Linked DNA regions of Mus musculus: region 2 is linked to region 1. The links are chromatin loops, found by intact Hi-C in ENCODE. Cell type or tissue: left cerebral cortex. All regions are shown on one strand.

Region 1 (8,000 bases):
AAAATACTCTTTGACATCTCTGTATACTGAGGGATGGGAATGTAGTTCAGTAATTAGAACACTTAGCATGCACAAGTACCTGAGTTTAATACCTAGCACTATATTAGATGGAAGGAGGATGAAGAGAGAATGGGAGAAGGGAAGGTAGAGAGTGAATTAGACAGTCACTACTGAGCAGAGTCAAAGGGGATTCTGATTCCTTTAAAGGAGTGTCTCAAGCTGCATGGTAGTGCAGAGGCACAAAGATGATGAGTTTAAACAGCCTGAAGTCCATAGCAATATGCAGTCTAAAAAAAAAAGTAATAATTCTCAGACTAGCTCTGTTGGTGTCATGGATGAGCTTGTTAGAAATGTACATTCAGCTGGGAGGTGGTGGCGCACACCTTTAATCCCAGCACTTGGGAGGCAGAGGCAGGCAGATCTCGAGTTCGAGGACAGCCAGGGCTACACAGAAAACCTGTTTCGAAAAACCAAAAAAAAAAAAAAAGAAAAAAGAAAAAGTGCCATTATGTTTGTCTTCAAAATTAGGTATTGCATTAACACATGTACTAGGCACAGATGTCTACCAGAAAATATTTAAAGGCTAAGTGTAACGGTGTACGCCTTTTATCTTAGTATAAAGAGGCAAAGGCAAGTGGATCTTTGTTAGTTTGAGTCTGGTTTTATGTGATAAATTCTATCTCAAATTAAAAAAATAATAAAAAGAAGTAAATGTTTCGAGCTAGCATGGAAGATACATAGCTATAGTCCCAGTTTTTGGCCAGGTTGAAGTAAGATAGATGATTGTTTTAAGAGTTGGAATCAAGCAGGGTGATATATGTATACTCCTTAGTCAAAAGATAAATTAGAAATCAAATGCAAAAATGTAATAATAGAAAAATATTGTGAGGCATTACAAGCTTTGTCTGGAAAATTTAAATTGGGCAGGTTAACCGTTAATAGAAATATGATTAATAGAAATGGGCATCAAAATTAATTTTTATAATTCATTTAGCTCTTTAATTGGCACTTAAGTTTCCAAGTGTAGTTTGAGCACTGCTGCTTTTATTTATGAAAATAATTTGTTTTTCAGCGGGCAAATCAAACTGGCAGATTTTGGACTTGCTCGGCTCTATAACTCTGAAGAGAGGTGAGGCATTTGTCAGCATCACATATGGCAAGCTTTACTTGTGACCTATGACCAACTTTGGCATAGTAAAAACACTATCTCAAAAAAGTAAAACTAAGGGTGGAAATTAGAGAAGAATCTTTTTAATTTTCTGATATTCTCAAATTCTATAAATTATAGTGATTTTTAGAATTCCCTAATTTGAATTTTACATAGATCTTTTGTTTGTTTTGCAATGGGTTTTTGTTTGTTGTACTAGCTGTCCTAGAATTGACTCTGTAAGCCAGGCTGGCATTGACCTTACGGCAGTACACCTGCCTTTGCCTGCTGAGTGCTGGAATTAAAGGCATGGGCTACCATCCCCTTCATTCTTTTGTTGTTGTTTGTTTGTTATGTTTAAAGACTGCTTTTTAACTTTGTGTATGCCTGTTCATCAAACCCATTTGACTACATAGGCATCAAATCCACCTGAAGCTGGAGTTGTGTGTACAGTGTGTGGTTGTGTACATTATGTATGAGTGTCTTTCACACATATGGGGGGTTCTGGCATTAAAAAAAAGTGCCATGATTTTTAGACACTGCCTGAATTCTTCAATCTGCCCTTTATTAAATAAAATAAGTTAACCCAAATTGGACTAGAAATTAGCTCTTCATCTTTCACTCATGTCCAGCTTGCTTTTAGCCTGTTAATTTGTTATTGGAATTGTTTTAACAACCTCATCTTTAATTGCAGCTATTTTTAGTGTTTAGTTACATATTTTTTTGTCAAAAATATGAAAAATACACAAAAAAGGTAACCTATCCAAATTTATATTCTGATGGTTTTACATTTCAGTCGCCCTTACACAAACAAAGTCATCACTCTTTGGTATCGACCTCCAGAGCTTCTTCTTGGAGAGGAAAGATACACACCAGCCATTGATGTTTGGAGCTGTGGGTAAGACTGTCTTAACCTTTTATTTTGTTGGTAACTCATAACATATACTGTTTCCTCTTTATATTTGCTATTTGTCTTTTTTAACTGTATGCTCATTTACACACATACATAAATATAAATATAAATGAATCTTACTTTTTTTTTAAAAGAAAACAAAACTGGAAACAATGTAGTAACTGGCTTCCCAGGCTTGTAATGCTTCTGCCCACAATTAACTAGGATTATCAAGCATGTATCACTATGCCCAGCTTATCTCAGGTCTCCCTTCCATCTCTAGATTTTCATTTGTTTCCTTATAATCTGCTTAGAGAAAACTAGATCATTTATTCTATAGATGTCTCCAGTTTTATTTTTTATTATTGTTGCCACTGTCACAAACAAAAATAACACTTGCCTGTGTCGTGTGAAGTCTTGGATCATCCTCAGTATTACATTTTGTTTACCAGTTTTCAAAGTAGTGAAGTGGTTTTCTACTGTCCTCTAAAAATGACCAGTGAGAAGATTTGTTTCATTGGATTTTTGTTTATTGGGTTCATTAGAAACTAATTGACTTGCATATTTGATATGTTTTAATGGGGAGAGAGAGAAAAGGAGAGCACAGGAGCATATGCCAAGTGTGTGGAAGTGCCCACGCAAAGTAGAAGAGGGTGTCAGACCCCCAGAGCTAGAAGTAACAGGTGGCTGTGGGGTGCATGACCTGGGTGCTGGGAACCAAACTCTGGTCTTCTTCAAGAACAGCAAGTGGTGAAAACCATCTAGCCATTTTTCTAGTCTTTATCATTGTAGTTCTTTTTCAAACTTCCTAATCTTTGTCTAGTCTAAAAGTGATGAGGTTAGTTCTAGAGTTCTCTTGATACATTGTTAATAAATAGTCTTCCTTCTGTCTGCAGTTCAGCCATTTCTCATAAGGAGCTTTCTCCCTCTCTCTCTTTTTTTTTTTTTTAAGAAAGATTTATTTATTTATTTATATGTAAGTAATGTAAGTACATTGTAGCTGTCTTCAGACACTCCAGAAGAGGGCATCAGATTTTGTTCCGGATGGTTGTGAGCCACCATGTGGTTGTTGGGATTTGAACTCAGGACCTTCGGAAGAGCAGTTGGCACTCTTAACCACTGAGCCATCTCGCCAGCTCCCCCTTCTCTTTTTTTAATGTTTCCTCCTACCTCCTTTTTTTCTTCTTTCCTTTTGCTTTTTCTAATCAGGATCTCTCTAGCCATGTCTATCTTGGCTTACTATATTGACCAAGCTGGCTTCATATTGTGACAATCTTTCTGCCTCTTCTTCCCAAATGCTGGTGTTGTAAGTGTGCACTGACATGGCAAATGTAAAAAAGATTTTTCTTTAAGACAAGGTCACATTTAGCCCAGGCTATCGTCAAACTCAATATATAGCCCAAGATGACCTTTTACTCCTAAGTCCCTTGCATCCAAGTTTTGGGATTACAGACATGTATACTATTTCTGGTTTGAAAATGAAATTTAAAATCCACATTTGTATGTTAAAGATTAAAGTGTTTTTATTTTTATTAATTCTTTCAAGACAGGGTCTTGTTATGTAGCCCTGGCTTCCCTGGAAATTGATATATAGACTAGGCTGATCTTATAATTCCTAGAGATTCACCTGGTTCAGTCACCCTGCCCCTGAAGGTGCTAGGTTTGAAAGCATGTACCACTATGTCTGGGTCCTACATTTTCTAAATGGCCTCTGTTTTTTGTTTGTATATCGTGTGGCAAACTGGCCTTAAACTTTGTTGGTTATGATTCCCACATACATACCTCCTAAAATAGCATGTCATCTTTCCCATTCCTTTTTTTTTTTTTTTTTTTTTTTTTTTACTTTTTTAAGATTTATTTTATATATACAAATGCTCTATCTGAATATATACCTACATGCCAGAAGAGGTCATCAGAACTCATTCTAAATGGTTCTCAGTCACCATGTGGTTGCTAGAACTTGAACTCAGTATCTCGGGAAGAACTCTTAACCGCTGAATCATCTCTCTAGCTCAGCTCTCCCATTCTTTTTCTATTACTCTATTATAGATCTTTTAAGAAGAGTGCTATGGTTTTTATTTTTAAAATTCAACAAGATGGTATCTTACCAAAATGAAATCACGCTTTATTTTGGTTTTAATGACTCAAGGTGAATATATTTGTATTCAATAGTACTAGCCCAAATTATAGCTAACCTGGAAAGTTAACAACTCATTAAAATGCATGAGGAAGATCTAGAGGCAGGAAAATCTAGAGTTCAGAGTTGGAACAGGAGAAATGGCTCAGTGGTTAAGAGCACTTCCAGAGGTCCTGAGTTTAATTCTTAGCAACCTCATGGTGGCTCACAACCATCTGTGATGGGATCTGATGCCCTCTTCTGGTGTGTCAACCTGGGGTACATTAGAGAACCTCTCTTAAAAAACAACACAAGGAAAAGCAAGATACATGGGAGAAATGTATAACTAAGTGTATTGTGCTGTTTCTTCTCAGTCTGTGCAACTTGCAAGCTTACTATGATAAATAAAATGTTGGTCACATAATAAAAAAGTCTTTCACACTTAAGGATTCTAGCATTTAGGCATACAAGTCAGGGCAGAAATTAGAACTACTAGTCTAACGAATTACCTTTATTAATATTAGTGTTGCTGGTTTAGGCTTTTTGTCCCAGTAGTTGGGAGGCAAAGGCAGGCTCTGTGAGGCTAGCCTAGTTTACAGAGCAAGTTCTAGGACAGCTTGGGCTACAGAGAAAACCATTTCTCAAACAAACAAACAACCCCCCCCTGGGGGGTGGGTGGGTGGGAACCAAACAAACCAAACACTGTCTCTAAATGTTTTAAACAAACCTAATTATTCCTTTGGGATCCTTTTTTTACTGCTCTTCTATTTCCACTAGTTGTTATAAAACTGTATTTAAACGTTGAATTTGACAGTTAATATTGGAAAAAAATTTATTTCTACCATTTCCACTTCAAATCAAGATAGACAATAGAAAAGCTAATAAATTATAGGTGAAGTAGAATTAGATTACTTGAAATTAAAAATGGTAATAAAATGATACATAGTAGTCTATGGTATGGCCACTTGGGAGGCAGAGGTAGGTCTATATCTCTGATCCAGGCCAAACTAGTCTACATAGCAGAGTCTAAGCAAGTCAGGTATACGTAGTGAGACCCATTCTCAAAAAAACAAAAGAGGAGGAGATGGGAGAGGGCTGGGGCCAGTAAAGGAGCTCAGTGATTGATAGCTCTGGTGCTCTTGCCAGGTACTCCACATGGGAGCTGACAACCGTCTTTAACTCCAGTCCCAGGGGATTGGATGTTTCTGATTTCTGTGGGCATATGCACATACATGCGCATAACCCAGACACACACACACGAAAATTTAAAATAAATATCTTAGGAGCTGGAGAGATGGCTCAGTTCTCAGCACATAGATCAGGTAATACATGTAATTCTAGTCAAGGGGTAAAATACTTCTAGTCTCCAAAGAAACACATATACAGATAATAAAAAAATGATCATTGTAAGTCATTATGATCAAAATAATCGTATAAAATCCTCAAAGAATTAGTAAATGAAATTTTATATAGCAGCCTAGGGTGGAGCCAAGGGCCTGAAATCCTGACATTTTACAGGTGGAGGCTGGAGAATTGGGAGTTTAGGTCCAGACTACATGAGATTATGTGTTCCCAAAACACAACAAAAAGCACATTAAAGTAATTAGCAATTAGCACTACTCTAGTATCACTTTTTTTAAAAAAAACTTTTTTGAAGACAGTATTACTTTCTGTATCTCCTGGCTGCCTGGAAGGTATTGTGTAGATTAGGTTAGCCTCCAACTTACAGAGGTCCATATAACCATAATATAATTACCAAGTTAAATGAATTTAACAGGGCTGAACAGGGAAGTGCATACCTATAATTCTGTCTCCAATCACAGAGGAAGGATAATTCCAATTTCAAGGTCAACCAGAGAGCTATCGCAGAAAGGAAGTTTAATATTAGTCCAGGATAACTTTACCCTATATAGTGCTTTAGTCTATGTTCCTATTCTAGCTCTGTACTAATGATGTCCTAGAAATAATACCTTTGTTTACTCGAGGTGTGTACATTACACTAATCTTTTTTTTTGTTTTTATTAATTGTTTATCTGCTGTTGCACATCTTAGTTTGTAACTCACTTCTTCTCAAATAGTGTAGTTATAGCTGCTTCCTTTATCAAAGTCTTCTTTAGTTTGGAACACTGCTGTAGCCTTTTTTATATTTCACATCATTTATTATTTTGAAGAATGTAGACCAGGTTCAGGTTATGTATTTTTAGCTAGAATATACCTTAAGCAGTGTTATGTTCCTCATTGGATATTTTATGTACATTTACATAGACTTCACTTGCCCTTTAGAAATGATAACAATTATAGTCACTTTTTTTTCTCACAAACGTTAATATTTTCCCTCTTAAAATTAGTAACTATTTTGTGCACAGATGTCTTGAAACTCTAAATAGTTTATTACAAAGCTCTTTCTTCTGTCTTTTTTGAGACAGTGTCCTTGTAACATAGCCCTGACTGCCCTGAAACGTTGGAAACCATGTTGGCCTCACTTGGGATCAAAGGCATACACCATCATACCTGGCAATCTCTTTTTCTTTTTCTTTTTCTTTTTTTTTCTTTTTTTCCATTTCCTTTCCTTTCCTTCCTTCTCTCCTTCCTTCCTTCCTTCTTAAGATTTAATTATTTTATATGTGAATATTTTGTCTACTTGAATGTGTGTTTTTACACTGTATGCCTGATACCTGAGGAGCTCAGAAGGTATGGATTCTTTGGAACTAGAATCACAATTTGATGTGAGCCACCATGTGGGTGCTAGGAATTGGACGCAAGTCCTTTTCATGATGTTCTAGAGTATTTTTTATTTTATTCACTTAAGTTTGTTACATATACAATGTATATGCATGTGTGAATGAAGGAATGTGTGACTCTGTTTTGTTCACTGCTGGTCCAACTTCCAAGAATCTTCCTGCCTTGCTATAGAATCACAAGCATTTTAGGCACACATGACCACACTCAGCTTTGTGTGACTTCCATAGATGCAAACATCGGTCCTCAATACTTCATTCACCCACTGAACCATCTCCTAGCCCCCAATATCCATCTTAAAATAACTAAGGTATTTAAAGAGAATTTATTTAAAAGTCTTGATGAAACTATATTTATCTGATAATTCATTGTTTTCTTTATAAATATATTGCCAAAGGGGTTATAATAGTAGAGTATAGTTCTACAGAGCACATTAATGAAAACAAATTCTCTTTGACTGCTATGCATCTTGTAAACTTGTGTGTACTTTCTTAGATTACCATGGTGTGACAGATAAAGAACTCCTATTAATTCCTTTTGCTTATGAAGGACTGTAGAATTTGATATGCGGGCAAATGTATGCTGGCAAACTTTTATAATGTGTTTTCACTTCAAGAAATTGTTTTTGTCTTTTAGGGAACCCAGACACTGAAGTTCTGGGCTAGTTTACCACACAGTATATTGTATGTAGCCCAGGATACTTAAAAGTTTATTGAAAGACACTCTACTCAAGGGATTTTTTTCTAACCTATGAATTTTACTCTTTTTAGGTGCATCCTTGGAGAACTGTTCACAAAGAAACCTATTTTTCAAGCCAATTTAGAACTGGCTCAGCTAGAACTTATCAGGTATGGTTACACATATGCTCTTAAGTGCCTGTATATAGTCAATAAGAATTTCTTAAACTTTTTCACTTATAACCTGTTTGCACCTAAGAATGTTTTACATAACCTCGTGTAATAGATATATATAATTAATATACAAATCCCAAATTTACTGTTAAAAAAACACAAATTGAATTTAAGGTAATTTTTGACATATGCTTAATGCTTAATACTTTTACATTTTATTAAATATAAAATTAAGTTTTTTGTATTAATAAAATA
Region 2 (8,000 bases), 120 kb before region 1:
TAGCTATATAGTCCTGGCTATCATGGAACTCACTATGTAGACTAGGCTGGCCTTACTCAAGAGATTTGCCTGCCTCTTGTCTCCTGAACGTGGGGGCTGAAGGTGTGTTAAGATGGGATGAGGATAAGGAAGAGGAGGAAGAGGAGGAGGAGGAGAACAATTATTGAGTTTGGGCACAAATGTGGTACAGCATGTATGTGGAAGCCATGGGTCAACTTTGGGAGTTCCTTCCATCCTTCCACTATGGTCCCCAGGACTGAACCCAGGTTATCACCATCTCACGGGCCCTAAACAGTTCTTAAACTTTTTGTGAATACTAGCAGGTTTTTGTGGTTTATGATTTAATTTTTGTATGTTTGTATGTATGTATGTATGTATGTATGCATGTATGTATGTATTTTGACATGTTTCTCTGTATAGACCTGGCTGTCCTGGAACTAGCAGAGATCCACCTGCTCTGCTTTCCAGTGCTGGGACTGTGGTGTATGCCACCACATCCATCATGCTTACTATAGCATCTTACATAGGTGAGGCTGGCCTTGAACTCTTGAACTCCTGATCCAATTTTTATCTTTGGCTCTCCAAATGCTAGGATTACAGGTGTACTTACATTGGCTTAAGACTGTTTTTAAGTTAAAAACATTGTGTGAGTGTGTGTGTATGAGAGAGAGAGGAAGGGAGTAGGGAACTGGAGTACAGCTGCAACCCTCTGCAGAAGCAGTGCTCCTGCTGGCTGAGCCTCCTCTCCAACCCTAGCTTATGAATCTGCATGAACGGGTCTGTAGGCTTCTTCACCACTAATAAGGTTTTACTTCATTGTTTGTTTCCTTATTTGTTTTCTATGTGTCTAAAATGTATTACAAAAGAAAAACCCTCAAACTTACAGCACCAGCTAAATGCTCCAAACACAAAGTGTGCAGGCTCAGTGACAGAGGACAGATTTAACAGACTTTAGTAGCTGGAGTGGTTCACCTGCCCCACCCCAGGCCCCACATTGGCACCATTATTTTGCTCCTGACCTTAGAGGTAAAGGAGCCTTTCAGTATTAAGTAAAATGTTATAGTAGGGTGTGGTAGCACACACCCCTCATATCACAGCATTTGGGATGGCTGAAGAAGGGGTCAAGAGTTAGTTTCAGGCTAGCCTGGGCTACGCATAGCAGAAACACAACAGCACATTTTTCTCTTCTTTCATAGTACCGAGGATTGACGAGGGGGCTGCATGTGTGTTAGGCCAGTGTTCTAACATTGATTTATGTCTCTCATGTCTCTAGATTTTTGTTTTATTTTTTGGTGACAGGGTATCACTGAGTCACCCAAGCTGACCTTGAGCTCACTCTGTAGCCCTAAGCAAAACCCGGACTTCCTCAGGTCGCAGCCTCCGGGTAGGTCTGCTAGAGTTCCTCAGGTCACAGCCTCCGGGTAGGTCTGCTAGAGTTCCTCAGGTCACAGCCTCCTGTAGGTCTAGAGCTATGTAGCAAGCCTGGCACTCGCTTTGGAGCCCACTGTGCCTTAATTCTCTGACCTCAACCCTGAGTGCTGAGATTAAGGTGTGGACTCTTGTCAGGCGGGACTTTTATGATGCATTAACCTGGGAAATTTTCCTAAAAATCACTCAACTTAAAAGAGCCTTGAACTCTTCCTATCTCTTCTTAAATGCTGGGATTAAAGGTGTGTACCACCATGCCTGGCTTGGTCTTATGATTTCATGTTTATTCCATTAAAAGAAAATGAAGGGTCTCTTCTGTTATATGAGAATATGTGCGTCTCCTGGAGAACCTGGATAATCACCGTAGCTCAGGCTGGTCTGAAACCTTAGGTAATACCTCTGCCTCAGGGTCCCAAGTGCAGAGACCGCAGGCAGGAACTGGTTCGCTTATTCCCATTCACCTCAAAGGATTTAGAGAATTTCTGTCTTTAACTTATGGGTTAAATGTATATTGCTTATTGCTTGAATTTTTAAATTCTTGGTATTCCCTCATATTTTCTTCTGTCAAAGACCTCTCTAGTTATAAAAAGAGAACACCCAGTTAATTATTTTAATCTTATTAAGCTTGTCTAGTACCCAGCCTATGGTCTATTCTAAGTGTCCAGAACACAGTGTGCTCTCTGCAATCACTGGGTAGAATGTTCTGCATAGACAGTATTTTCCATTCTTTTATTTCTATGCATTTCCCTATGTAAGGGGAAGGGTTTTACTATGCTGTCTGGCAGGGCTTAGATCTTGCTCTGCAGACCAGGCTGGATTCTAACACAGAGATCTGCCTACTTCTGTCTCCAGTTCCCACTTGCTGAGATTAAAGGTATTAATTTACTTGTGTGGGATCTAAAGTGTATTTCTTTCTTCCTTTCTTTCTTCTTCTTCTTCTTTTTTTTTTTTTTTTTTTTTTTTGTATGTATGTTGCTAGGTACTGTTCCCCAGGGATTTACCCATGCTGGTCATTCCAGACTGAGTTGCATACCAGGCCCTCTTTCAGGTTTTTGAGAAGGGATCTATGTAGTCTAGCCTGGTCTTAACCTCTGCTTTCCCAAAGTGGGACTATAGCAATCCTCTTTAAATCATTCCTGCCTGCCTTCTGGACTGTACCTTCCAGAGGGAGGCTCGTTATTTATGTCTTTAGCAGACACTAACTGACCGTCTCATCCAGACACAGGGGCTGATGGTGCTCCTACCCAGCGTTTGTTTCCCTTACTTCTTTCCACTGAGTGTTCTGCCCACGGAAGCACAGCTTCCACGTTATACTGATAGTTCACACGTGGGCTAGAGAGGACATTCCAAGTTCCAGCTCTTTTCAAGTATCTTTTCCTTGGTTCTTTTCTTTTCTTTTGGTCTTTCCAGACAGGGTTTCTCTGTATAGCCCTGGATGTCCTGGAACTCACTTTGTAGACCAGGCTGGCCTCGAACTCAGAAATCCGCCTACCTCTTCTTCCCGAGTGCTGGGATTAAAGGCGTGCGCCACCACGCCCGGCCTCCTTGGTACTTTTCTATAAGCCTAAAATCCACCAACCAGGCATATGTGGCCATCTTGTGTTTATTCTTGCCACTGCTGCCTGTGAACATAGCCTCTGGCCAACAAGGATACGTGAGGTTTCTTTTCTTGGATTTATTTTTACTTTATGTTTATTCCCGTCTGTGAGTGCAGCGTGTGCATGTCTGAAAAGGGCACCACATCTCCTGGACCTGGAATCACTGAAGGATGTGAGCTGTAAGTGAGGGAAACTGAGTCTGGGTCCTCTGTAAGAGCATCCTAAGCCCTGAGCTCTCTCCAGCCCAGGGAAATATGCCTCACTGACTGCTACATCCTGAGGGTTAGTGACCTACAGCCTCAAGCTAAAAGGGCCTTTGCTTTCGCTCTCCTCATTATCATTTTTATTGCTAATGTTTTAAATCAAGTGAGCCTATCTAGGAGCCAACTCCAAGCCACTGGTTTTTATACTCTACCTTGTTTACTAAGTATTCAGAGCTTTTCATGGGATTGGTGGGCCGGGAGCCCCAGGCAAGAATTCCACTGACTTAGCCAGGCACCGACAGCGGCTACAGTGGCAGCTACACAAACCTTTAATCCCAGCACTGGTTGACTTTCCTGAGTTTAGGCCAGCCTGGTCTACAGTTTTGTCTAAAAAGTGAGTTCCAGGACAGCCAGGCCCACACGGAGAAACCCTGTCTACAAACAAAAGGATTTCACAGACCTGGAGCTAGAGTTTTAGTTCAATGGTAGAGCTTGCCTAAATGCACAAGATTTGAGTCTGATCTTCAGTACTAAGAATAAAGAGGCCTTGATCATTAAGATGTAAATCTAGTCTAAAATATTTACAAATTAAATACCATGTCTAGGGCTTTTTTCTTCCAAGTACTGACAAACTCAGAGAGGGTAAATAAGTAGGAGGGGTCTATGATCCGGAGAAGAATGGCCACAGTAACACCAGCCGAGGCTGGGTGACGGTCGTGCTCAGAGCACACATGAACACCTCAGGCCTCCAGCACAAACAAAAAAGTCAGTAGAGAGAAATTCTTTCTGAGTTGTTATGGCACCAACACAGATTAGAACTTAACTTCGGTTCGTGGACCTTACTTGCTTTCAGTTCCTAGGGATGGCTTTGAGACTCAGGCCTCCCCTGCCCCAGTTTGGTTTTGTTTGGAGACAGAATCTCCTGTAGTTTAGGCTGCCCTGAAACTCACTATGTAGAAGAGGCTGGTCTAGAACTCATGATCTACTGCTTCTACTTCCCAAGTACCAAGCACCGGGGTTATGGACACAAATCACTTCTGCTCGTCTTCCTTTTTGTTTTTGAGACAGAGTTTTTATACGTTGGCTTAAAATTGGCACTCCTCAGCCAAAGGCCTCAAAGAAGAGAAATAAAACACCCACGTGCCCTGTGCTCTTGTGTCTCCCCAGCATTCAAACAATTTTGAATTATTTGACATTTTGAATGGGAACTCCATAACCAACCCTGGCTCCTGTCTGTCCACTATTCTCAGCCTTCACTTTAGGACAACTCTGCTACAGAGCATTTAAATGAGACTTAATTTACATGACCACCAACGGATAACCTGGGGCTGAAGTTTTTCATGCCCATTTGTGTATCTCATGTCTGACTGTAAGAGTCTCAAAGATGAAGGATTGTGTTAGCCGTTTTTGTATGAGGAGTAGAGGCCACAGTCGTCCTTGAACAGCACTGGCCATTTAGGTGTACGTTTACCATTTTAATCATTTTGTGCAACTATTGTCATGTGGCGTTTGATTCTCAGCCTTACAGCACATACGTTAGCTGTAGTGTTTAAGTCCCACTTTAAATATCACAGATGAAGGAGCTCAAAGGAAGCCTTCTGTTCCACCTCTCCCTTCATTGCTTTTCCCTTTAGTTTTTTTTTCTTCTAGCACTGGGGACGTAGCTCAGAGGTATAGCACAAGGCCCTGGGCTCACGCCTTAGCATCATAAGCCAGACAAAAAAAAGAATCGTTCATAAAACCAAGGGAACTTACTTAATTCACTGTGTTCAGGAGACTACAGTCAAGACCAGAATAGGGCAGACTACGGACTAATGACAGTGCCTCCTGAAGCCAATACTCACGCATCTGTTGTCTTTGTACATCCGTTGAGACTTAGTACTTCAATATTCCTACAGTTTTGTGCAAAGGTCCTTTATGGGAAAAAAAGTTAAAGGTTACAAATAAGTTGGGCAAAACTTTAGATATAAAAAAAGACATAAAATAATACTGGTTGTTGACACCTATGGTGCTGTAATATTTAAAATATATAATTGGTTTGGTCCCTAGCTTCCAGGATAGAGGTCCTAAGATGTCTGTAATACCCTGAGGAACAGGGGTGAGAGCTTTGTTTGTCCTCATTATTTGAGAGCTGCTGGGGTGGTGTCCTGGGGAGGCGGCATGCCAACTTCACGAGGACAGGTGCTCTGGTCTTCAGACACTCCTCAGTCCTGCCCTGGACAGCACGTCCTCCAGCTACTTACTCATGTGCTTTGTAGTGAGCTGTTACTACTACCATCCAAAGCTCTTTCCTGAACTACTGGACTCATGCTAGCAAGTGCGAAAATGTGGGAGGAGTCATGATAACACCTGATTTTATGGGCCATCCAGAAGTGCATAGCAACTGGGACTTGCAACTAGCAGCTAAGTAGGGGCTGATTATAAAACTGCGCTGCTAGCCTGCAGAGTCTGAGCTGACTCTGGACAGCTGTGTTGGCAGTGAAAGGAAATAGCCAGTACCTATCTGCAAAATCAAACTGTTGGGATGAAGAAAAACAAACTTTTATATCTGTGTGTGAGGTGTGAATTCAACACAAAGTAGCTGGTGGATCTACAGAGATCAATCCCACAGCCTGTCCCTTTGTTCATTTATTATTGTTGTTTTGTATCCAAGACAGGGTTTCTGTGTCCCTGGCTGTCCTAGAACCTTCTTTGTAGAACAAACTGGTCTTGCACTCAGAGACATCCACCTGCCTCTGCCTTCCCAGTGCTGGGATTAAAGGCATGTGTTATCACCCCCAGCTCCACAAGCCATTCTTAAAACTGTAAATGTTTTCTTCTTTTCTCAGAAGATCTCCCTGTGTCGCCCTGGCTGACTGTGGACTTGCAATCCCTCTACTTTAACCTCTCAATTTCTGAGATTAAACATGGATCTTTGTGGCAACAAAAGCTGAAAATCATTTTATCTTTGAGTTAACTGAAGTCTATAATCTAACTAAAGGTCCCTAGAGAACTGCTTTAGTATAGAGCATTTTGAAATCTCATCTCTGTCCTACATTTGCTGTGTAGCCCAGGCTCACCCGTGTCTCCTTGGTGGACACACTGCACGGCGGGGTTATTAGGACAGGCTACTGCACCCTGGATCTCCACTTCGTACTAGAAATTTGTTATAACCAATGTACACGTTTGCATTTTGAACAGCTTAGAAATTTAAAAGCTACTCAATGTTTAGCCTTTCCTAAGTGAGCTGGTGCTGCTCTTTACTTCAATGCACAAGATTGAGAGTTTTTAAAGTTTTCCTTTTACCTTAATGCATTGTCTCCTACTCCAAGACACCCACGAAGACTTAACTTTCGTAAAAAGCCTCCACATCGTTTTGAAATATTTTCCACTACCCGGCCCTATGAAGAGACAGTTAAGCAAAAAGACAGCTTATGTTACTTTTGACAAGAATACATCCTCATTTAAAAAAATAAGAAGCAATTTATAAACAGAAGAAGGCTTTTAAGAAAGAGAATTTTTTAGAAAATCTCAATGTACTCTGAGAAGCCCATCTACGGGAACACGGCTGGTCTGTACTCTCTCTTTACCTTGAAGGGGAGCCTGTATTTGAGGAATAGTCCTGCCCTATCCTTGTAGAATTCCAAGTCATGTATGGGGCTTGCCTGGGTTAACCACAGCGATGGGAGGACATAACCATCCACATTTACTCTTGTGTCCTTTGTTAAGAACTCTCTATAACACTCTGCACATAGTAGGAACTCAATGGGCACTTGCCATGTGGCTTAATGATCCTGTGGGTCATGTTTGTTAAGTACACACATCCACAAGATCAGAAAAGTGTAGGGTAAACGCAGTATAATGTTAATGAGTTTTTTGTGCCTTTCTAAAATTTTAATGTAAGTGCTCAGGCTTCATGCATGCCTATGCATCCCACGCATGCCTATGCATCACATGTATGCAGTGCCTGTGTTGTGTTGGCCACAACAAGGAGCCTGATTTTCTGAAACTGCAGCTACAGAGGGCTGTAAGCTGCCATGTGGAATCTGGGAATCAAAACCAGGGTCCTCTAGAAAAGCAGCCAGTGCTCTTAACTGCTGAACCATTTTCTCAGCTCTGTTTTTGTTGTTGTTTTGAGATGTGTCTCCTGTACCCAAGGCTAGTATGACTACTATGTGGCTGAGGGTGAACTTGAACTCCATGTGGTACACACGTATGTGCAGGTCCAGAGGCTATTGGGATGTCTGTCTTCTCTACCTGCTTCTTCATTTTATGTTTTGAGATAGGGCTTCTCTCTGAGCAGCCCTTCTTCTGTGGTAGACTGGCTAGCAAGCTTCTAGGATGCATCTGTCTCCACCACCGCTCCCTTGGTTTTGGAGTTAGAGGTGTACCTCCATCCCTGACCTGTACATAGATGCTGGGATCTGAACTCAGGTCCTCACGCCTGTATGGCAAGGACTTTATCAACTGAGCCATCTCCTGTCCCCTGACCTTGTGCTTCTTTCTGATCTTCTGGACTTTCTCATGTGCTGGGGTCAGAGGTGTGTGCATGCCTGGACGCTATTCTACTTTTCTACTCAAAGGAAACCAACAGGCTACACTAAAAAGATTAAGTGAGAAAAAAGACTGTATCCCAAGGAAATTGTCTCATTAGTTAAAAACAATTTAGTAGTTTTAATTATATCTATTCTTGCTCCCCCAAGAATCAAGACACCCATCAAGAATAAACACAGATAACCACACCCAACAAGTTTAAGCCTACTTACTGTAAAATAAACAAATATAAAAACCA

Evidence for each region. Hi-C counts contacts between places; a loop is a spot of excess contacts. Peaks named below come from ENCODE experiments on the same cell type or tissue, not always from the same donor. Only the 100,000 strongest peaks of a DNase experiment are listed, where the experiment ranks them.
Region 2: a loop joins it to region 1, with 3 times the contacts of the local background. A loop is called at or near these places in 10 of 42 quality-filtered maps.

Annotation. Positions count from the first base shown.
Region 1 is chr11:98,229,041-98,237,040 of GRCm38, forward strand. It overlaps Cdk12 (cyclin-dependent kinase 12), which reads left to right. Exons shown (of 14, transcript NM_001109626.1): 7 at 1,073-1,129; 8 at 1,944-2,045; 9 at 7,665-7,742. Among named protein-coding and RNA genes, the nearest start is that of Mir5119, 30 kb to the right of the region's middle. In left cerebral cortex, no CTCF peak of the experiment used is centred here; no DNase peak of the experiment used is centred here.
Region 2 is chr11:98,104,421-98,112,420 of GRCm38, forward strand. Fbxl20 (F-box and leucine-rich repeat protein 20) reads right to left here. Exons shown (of 15, transcript NM_028149.1): 5 at 6,515-6,609; 6 at 5,074-5,142. Among named protein-coding and RNA genes, the nearest start is that of Fbxl20, 41 kb to the right of the region's middle. In left cerebral cortex, no CTCF peak of the experiment used is centred here; no DNase peak of the experiment used is centred here.